Linked DNA regions of Mus musculus: region 1 is linked to region 2. The links are chromatin contacts, found by Hi-C or POLR2A ChIA-PET in ENCODE. All regions are on one chromosome and are shown on one strand. Each heading gives the region's core, a stretch centred on a gene start or an enhancer-like site at or near the end of the contact. The rest is flanking DNA. Distances are from core to core; before and after follow the strand shown.

Evidence for each region. Hi-C counts contacts between places; a loop is a spot of excess contacts on that map. ChIA-PET counts read pairs that join two places held with the same protein, here RNA polymerase II (POLR2A).
Region 1: a map of mouse trophoblast stem cell shows a loop between it and region 2 (4-fold over the local background). The contact joins the promoter of 1700108F19Rik here to the enhancer-like site in region 2. A Hi-C loop is called at or near these places in 6 of 37 maps with a recorded cell type or tissue (gastrocnemius, heart and mouse trophoblast stem cell). POLR2A ChIA-PET finds 5 or more read pairs at or near these places in 4 of 5 experiments (Patski and embryonic stem cell).

What each region holds. Positions count from the first base shown.
Region 1 is chr14:76,675,081-76,678,907 of GRCm38, forward strand. It overlaps 1700108F19Rik (RIKEN cDNA 1700108F19 gene), which reads left to right and starts at 2,488. Exons shown (of 5, transcript NR_015485.1): 1 at 2,488-2,599; 2 at 3,158-3,299. It overlaps 1700105F02Rik (a long non-coding RNA gene), which reads right to left and starts at 2,505. Exons shown (of 3, transcript XR_383611.3): 1 at 2,210-2,505; 2 at 1,312-1,460.
Region 2 is chr14:76,623,869-76,627,689 of GRCm38, forward strand. No RefSeq gene overlaps it. Among named protein-coding and RNA genes, the nearest start is that of 1700108F19Rik, 52 kb to the right of the region's middle. Within about 2 kb of position 1,702, at least 1 of the 3 ENCODE cell types and tissues checked has a DNase peak (open chromatin) inside an H3K27ac peak, as active enhancers do.

The DNA of each region.
Region 1 (3,827 bases), core at 1,238-3,737, 52 kb after region 2:
TCACCCACTTCAAACCAAGCAGAAAATCTCCCACAGGTGTGCCCTCCGTTTCTGGATTGTCGTTCATTCCAGATATAGTCAAGTTGACAGCTAAGAATAGCCCTCCCCCACACCCTCCCCCAGTTCTTCCTAACAGCTTTGCTTTTGTCCGTTCAGGCAGCTGTGACAAGATCCCTTTGACTGGGTAATTGATAAGCAAGAGGAATGTATTGCTTGGAAGGAGGCTGCAGAGTAAAGGCAGGCGAGGCCCCTTTCCTGGCTCACAGGTTGCCTGATTGCTTTGCCCTCACATCCCGGAAAGGAGAAAGCATGTTTCCCCTATTCCATGAGTCTCTTTTAGAAAGGCATTAATCACCTCCCAGGGACCCACCTCCTAACACCATCACCTCGATGCGTAGCTTGCAACATATGAATTTGGGATGACACAAATATTCAGTGCAGTAAGCAAGTAGCAAGAGGAATGCCTCCCTGTTCACTGAAGATGTATTATTACGATGGAGATTCTGTGGGGATGTGGAAGGGACTTGGGGCAGCAGTTGGATTGATCAGCTGACAGTATCAATGGCACTCTCTTCTAGCAATTTTCAGAAAGGATATTTCTCTTATTTTAATGACTGAGATTTATCCTCCCTCCATCAAAGATCCTCCCACTGGCAAGTCCTGCTTCCACTGGCCTTCCTTAAGCGCCCTTCCAGGACTCTTCCTTGAGTGTGGTTTTCTTGCCCTTTCCCCGTGCCCTCCACACAGGCCTTCATGTAAGACTTCAGATCAGACAGACCTGGGTTCAAATCCTACCTCGGATGTGTCTCTCAATAGCCTCATGTCCTTGGCCAAGTTGTTTAATGTTCTTGCTGGCCAAGTCTGAATGCCTGGCTCTGAAAAGTATTCAAGAAGTAGTTTTTGTTTCTTTATTGGCATTTATTGAGGAACCTTTAAATGGCAGGCATATAATAAGGAAATTATTTATAGGTTCCTACAAAACTAACAACCCACATTAGCACTGGCTACTTAAACAGCTCAGGAAATGAAAGAAAAAAAAAAGACATATCTGAGATGCCAGAGAGAGAGAGAGAGAGAGAGAGAGAGAGAGAGAGAGAATTAAGACTGAATCCAGTTGCTACCCAAATCCTGGCCGTGTAACCACTGTGCCAGCCTCCCTCCTCATGTTGATTCTTACAGTTGACTTGTGCCCAGTGATAACAAACCTTCCCATCAAACAACAGACCCTAGGGAACAGCTGAGCTAAAAGCAAGTTATATGGTGGTAGACTTGATGATGACTTGAAAGGAGTAACGGCCGTGTCTTACTTACAGTAGTGGGAGAGATCTCAGGAGGGAGTGGAGACATTTTGTTCCCAGTACTTCATGCAGGCCTAGATCCACTGTGATCCCACCATCTTACACTTGCCTGGCAGTTCCCCCATCTGAAGCTACGGGAAACAACCAGGCCCAGGTTTGAACCTAGAAGTGTGAACAAGATGGAAAATTACTGAGTGGAGGACATGGCTGCCGCCTTTGATTTGGAAAAGCCTGTGCAGGTTGTAGCACAGGATTCCATCTGATAAACATGAGGTATCGTCAAAAGTTCAGAGGACCCACTAGAACCTAAGGCCTCAGAAAATCAAGGAGATGCAAGAAAAATAAATAAATAAATAAATAAATAAACGGAGAGAGAAAATAGGGCAGGACAAAGTGAGCTATAAAATTGAAAGCAGATAATAAAGAGAAAAAAAAGAGAGAAAAGTAAACCAACTCCCTACTTTGCTGGCTCTCCTATCTTTCTGTGACTTCTCCTGATGTTTGGATGGTGACATTTCATCTGAGGTCACAGAGCCAAATACCAGTGCCACCATCCATGAGAAGAAACAGACAATTCACAGACTGTTCTGGAAAGGAGGACATATTTCTGATTTTAGTGTCTTATTTTGTATTGTCATACACAGAGCTGGGAGGGCAGGGTGTAGGGTGGTCGGCCTGGGGCATGCATGTGTGTGTGTGTGTGTGTGTGTGTGTGTGTAACTGCTGTCTCTGGCCTGCTCAGTGGTTCTGAGCTTCTCCTTCCCCTTTGTTTCTCCGTTGTTGCCTTTGGGTTTTTGAAAGAGCATAAAGTTGGATGTCACAAAAAAGACTTCCTCCCGTACCAAGTGAAGTTTGAGCACCCACAGAAATGGGTCAGAGAATGTAGTTAGATGACAGTATCACAGACCTACCTTCTATGGAGTCTCTTCACTGTGTACAATGAGTCTTGTTATGTCTTGAGAAGATACAGGGACTTGGGTTCATGGTGTGTCAGGACAGTGCTATACAGCAGCGGGGAGAATGGTGACGTCCTTGGGTCACTCGATGGCTGTTTCCATAGGGTCCTGGTCTGTTAGATGAAGCTTTGCTTTGGGCATAGAGTGGCTTAGCAACCAGTTAGAGAATGTTCAAATTCTAGATTCCTAAGTATAGAACTGGAACACTGGAGGGTGCCTCAGAGCCTTTACCCAAGTCGTGATCACAAATGAGAAGAAGACTCGAGGGGATTGATGAGCTGAGGCCAGGCTGGACCACTAGAATGCAGCAAGAGCAGCTGAGCCCAGTGCTCTGGTCTCTATTATGTACTGCCTCACATTTCTTTCTGTTGATTGTTGTCTGTGTGGAAAGTCAGAGTTGGGAGCAGGGGCTATGAAGTCAGTGAGCCCCAAGTCACATTTCCCCCTTTGTAAGAGAGTTGTGCACCCAGGGCACAGTCAAGACAGAAACTGAGGGTAGAAACAGAAGGGGTGTGGCAGCTAAGATCGTCTTGTTCTCTCAGGAAAGCCTTTGGGAGACTTCTGATCCCATTTCATAGGCAGAATAAGGGTTCACCTGTCATCACCTAGCCTCAAGAAAGGAACCATTAAGCTGTAGCCTCTGTAGTTGGAAGTAGGAGTGAGAAGGGGGAGGGACCTGGCTCTCTGGGTCAATTAGCATAGTCTGCCTCAGGTAGATCCTGAATCCCAGGAAGCTGTAGATGTGGTGCAGGCCATGGCTAGCCTCATGCCTCTGGTCACCCTATCCAGACAAGTTGAGTGGCAGTAGTGGAGATGGTCTGACATCTCAGCCTGGTGGGATTCACTGCCGACTCCCCAGGCCCACCACTGGAGTAATGGCTGTCTTTCTTTGAGAGCACATAGGTGGAGCGTAAGGGAGAGGGAGATGGATGAGGTCATACTATTGCAATCACTTGGGAAAAAATACACAAACTTCCAAAACTGCAAGATGCTTTCTACTGCCACCAGACCTCCTTTGGAGGTTTTCCTACCGCTTAATAACCAGGTAAGGCTGCTGAACGTGGGAGGCCTGTAACCATACGCCTTGGGAGGCTGAAGCAGGAGGATGAAAGTTCAAGACCTTCCTGGGCTATAGGGGAAGTTTAGAGCCAGCCTGGGCAATTTAGTGAGACAATCCCTCAAAATAAAAAAGTAAAAAAGAGCTGGGATATGATAGTTTAATGACAGAGTTCTTGCTGGCACACAGGAGTCCCAAGATTCAATATCCAGTTCTGCAAATCAAAGACCCAGGCCAAATTCTCTGAGTCTTCATGTCTTAGTTCTGCCAGGGCTGTCCCCAGGGTGCTGTCCTAGAAGGGTTTGTGCTCACAGGGTAACCTCATAGAGCACAGCTGTGCAGTGACAGCTGGCCCCTCGCTGGCCCAGAAGTTGTCTCAGGGTCATGCTTTCTCTTTCCACCAACCTCTCGAAGATTCAGATCTATGCATTTTACTGAGGAAGGAGCCCAGGGCCTGGGCACTGACATCAAAACCAGGGGAATTCAAGGCAAGAGCGGGATGCTCTATTGTCCCTG
Region 2 (3,821 bases), core at 452-2,951:
GTGATCTCTTTTACTGCGCAGGAGCAGAATTCCCTAGTTCTAAAGAGGTTAGGGCCAGGGCCCTAGACTTCACCTTCTGTAAGCCCACGAGAGCCTGGGTCTCTCTCTCGGTGATTTTGCTTTGGTTTTCCCAGCCACGAAATGCCCCGTGCTCAGAGCAACTGAACACGTGGTCAGGCTGAATGGCTTCCTGAATGGGTACCCCGACACCGTCTATAGAAGCTGGGATGGAATTAAGGCGAGAAAGCCTGTTTCTCCTCTCCCATCATACAATGGGGTAGTGTCTCCCACCCTCTCGTGTGTGTGTGTGTGTGTGTGTGTGTGTGTGTGTGTGTGTGTGTGTGTGTGTGTGTGTATACTTTTGGGTGCATGGCACTGCTGGATGGAGGTTAGAGGACAACCTCAGGTGTGTTGGTTCTTGCGTTTTACCTTGCTCGAAATGGGGTCTTTTGATGCAGGCTAACAGGCCCGTGAACTTCTGGGAATCATCCTGCCTTCTTCACCCCTCTCGCCACAGGAACACTGCGGTTACACGCATGTGCGGCTTTACCACTCATGCACGGCTTTACATGTACTTTTAAGGTCTGAGTTCAGTCTCACATTTGCCAAGGGCTTTGCCCACTGAGCCATCTCCCCAGCTCTGGTCTCGCAATTCCTCGCAACTGGCTTATTTTTATTTTGCATGTCCCGTGTAGGCTACTACTACTGATTGCTTCAGAGGTTCCCAGAGTGGCTCTGTGGGCCCCTGATAGAAATTCTCCACCCCAGGACTTCCCATCTGAATGAGAAGCTCAGAGGTAGCCTGGAGGGATACCTGTTGTGATCTCTGGTGCTCAGGCAACTTTGCTGGGTTCTGAGGCCTCTCTACCAAACAAAGCTGGGTCCTGCCCAGTCCAGCATCCATTAGAGGTTAGCAGAGACACATGTTCCCGCTGACAATGCTCTTGGCCATGTCACCCCTGCCCAGCCCAGCTGTTCTTGTTTGGGGCGTACTTACTGTATGGATCTGGTTTGGGTGGAGCCAGGATCACCTCTCAGAAAAGTTTACTTGGAAAAAAAGACCCCAAAGTCAAACAACTGTCCTCCTGGGAATTGAAAACAAACACATTTTTGAGATTCTTAGACACAAACAACCCCAGACAAAATAAGGTCTTTGTGAAGGAACCCCCTCCGGCTCCGCAATTCTTTTTTGCTTCCCTGCCTTTGTTTCTGTGTCTGTCTTCAGTCTGTTTATCTGGCCTGGGAGCACACACCCTACGCTCCCAGCTCTTCGACCTTGATCCTTGCTATCAGTGACCTTGTGCTGTCAGCTCCGAAGGCAGCACAGATGGGTCCTGGGAAACAGAAAGAGACTTAAGTATAAATTGACTAGTATTCCCAAGGCCAGTTTGAAAGACCCAGAGCCCCTGGAAGGAAAGGCTTGGGGAGGACAAGAGGCCACATGGGACCTTGGTGGGGCAATACAGCCAGTGTAGTAGGAGGTGTCTTCAGGGAGGAGCCTAACTACAAAATCAGCAAAAAGACCCCCTAACCCAGAGGCCCATCTCCAGTCCTGACCCTGGCTCCCTAGTGAGCTTTCTGAGACTGTGGACTCCTCAGGCTAAGTCTGCGGACTCCAGGCTAAAAACAAGGGACCCAGGGAATGAGGAAGAAGGGTAACAGTGGGAAGTTTCCTTTGTGAGAAATGGGGGTTTTGGCATTTTGTCTAGGCTCCCGCCCCACAGTTACCTGGCAACAGCCAAGTGTGCCTGATTCACTATAAAAGGGGCTGCTTGCCCCCTCCTTGCTCTCTTCTTTCTTACTCCAGTTTTGTCCTCTCCCTTCTTACCCTGTCTCTCCATTCCCCTCACCCCTCTGTCCACGTGCTCATGGCCAGCTCCTCCCCCTCCCCCTCTCCTCCCCTCTGTGCCTATCTCTGTCTCTGCTCCCTCAGCTCCCCTCCCCGTGGCACGAAACTCTTCCAAACTATATCCTTAGTGTGGCTGGTATCTCAGGGGGGAAGGGATGCCTCAGCACAGGCCCACGGAGGCACCCCCATCCCCCACCCCACCCCTGACTGCACATCCACCACAACACAACAGGGGTGATGGGAGACCAGTTCCAGAACCTTCTTAAGACAGCTTGTGGTCCTAAAGCAGAGGTTTCCCAGGATGGGAAGAAAAATCTATATTTTTTTATCTTAATAGCCACAGGGTATACCTACTGCTGTGACTTCTAACTTAGCGCGTTCCCGTTTTTTCTCTGCCATTCTGCCACCTTCGCAATGTGTTCACAGGAATAAAGAGAATGCCTGTGATTGCCTTCAAGGGAAAGCACTATATTCGCAGAGTGATTTTATGTGCTCATATAAGCTCTGTCTTCTCTGGCTGAAGCAGCCTTATTCACAGAGCTAAATAAAACATTTATTTGAAATAGTAGCAATTTCAGAGGGCTGGAGCAGTCTAAAAAGCTTGTGTTGGGAAAATGTTAGGCAAGGGAAGAAAGCTGTTCTTGCTGCCGGTTTATCCTTGACTTGTGGAGCTTCAGTTTCTGTCTTGGTCTTTTTGTTTTTATCATAATGAGGTTCTACAAGCATCCTCACCAACCCTCTTCTCTGCACAGCCTACAGCAGTACCACCGTGGGCAGGGGCGTGATGGTGAATACTTAATCATGGTCTTTTGCGGGCAAGAGTCTGGGAGAAGCCCTGCTCTGTAGCATAGGCCAGTCTTCATGTCGCAAATATTCCTTACCGTGGCTAGTTGCTGCATGATGGCAGAGTTTGGAACAAACACTCAGTAGGTCCTCATCTGGTCTGCCCACTGTTCAGACAAGGCAGATGTAATCACCTTGTATTGCCTAATTATACTATTACCTGATAGTAAAGATCAGTAAGATAATTCTAGAGTGAATTCTGGAGCTCGCACGCTCACACACACACCACAATTAAAATATATATCTTAAATGGGTTCTGAGAATTTATTTTTGGAAATGTAATTTTGGTGATTGTGAAGGTTTGTTATTAATAAAGGCCAAGTTAACAAGGGGCTCACCAGTGTTCAGAAAATGGGTTGGCTGTCTCTATTCAGCTTTGCTAACTGACCTTATAGTTGGAGGTGCTGACCTTAGTATGGCCTTGACTCTTCTCAAACTTCTGGCTCACTTTGTCAAGCACAGATGGGGCATTTCTATCTGTTTCTATCATTGAGATGATGAAGTAAACAACAGTGACAATAAACTTCCTCTTTTCTATGACAGCACCCCTTTATTTTTCTAAGTTAGAAATATTGATGCTGCCTTTGCCCCTCCTGATCTCTGGGATTAAGTCACAGGACAACTTTGGATGTCATGCCTTGGGCACCATCTACTTTTATGTTTTAGACAGAACTTCAAGCTGTCCCAGAACTCCAGGGAGACCAGACTGATAGCCCAGCAACCCCCGGGATTCTGCTTCCCAAGTGCTTGGCATAACAAGTGTGAGCAAGCATACAGACATTTTTAAATTATTATTTTTAATGTGTATTCTAAGGATTGAACTTGGGTCTTCATGCTTGCACAGCAAGAAAATGCCAGCTGACCTTTCCTTCCATCCTTGGGTATCCTAACTGTCTGTCTGTCTGTCTGTCTGTCTGTCTGTCTGTCTGTCTGTCTGTCTACCTATCTACCTATTTATTTATCTTATCTATCCATCCATCATCTATCTAATCTATTTATCCATCTAACTTATCATCCATCATCTACCTAATCTATTTATCCATCCATCTACCCATCCACTATCTATCTAATCTATTCATCTATCTATCTATCTATCTATCTATCTATCTATCTATCTATCTATCATCCA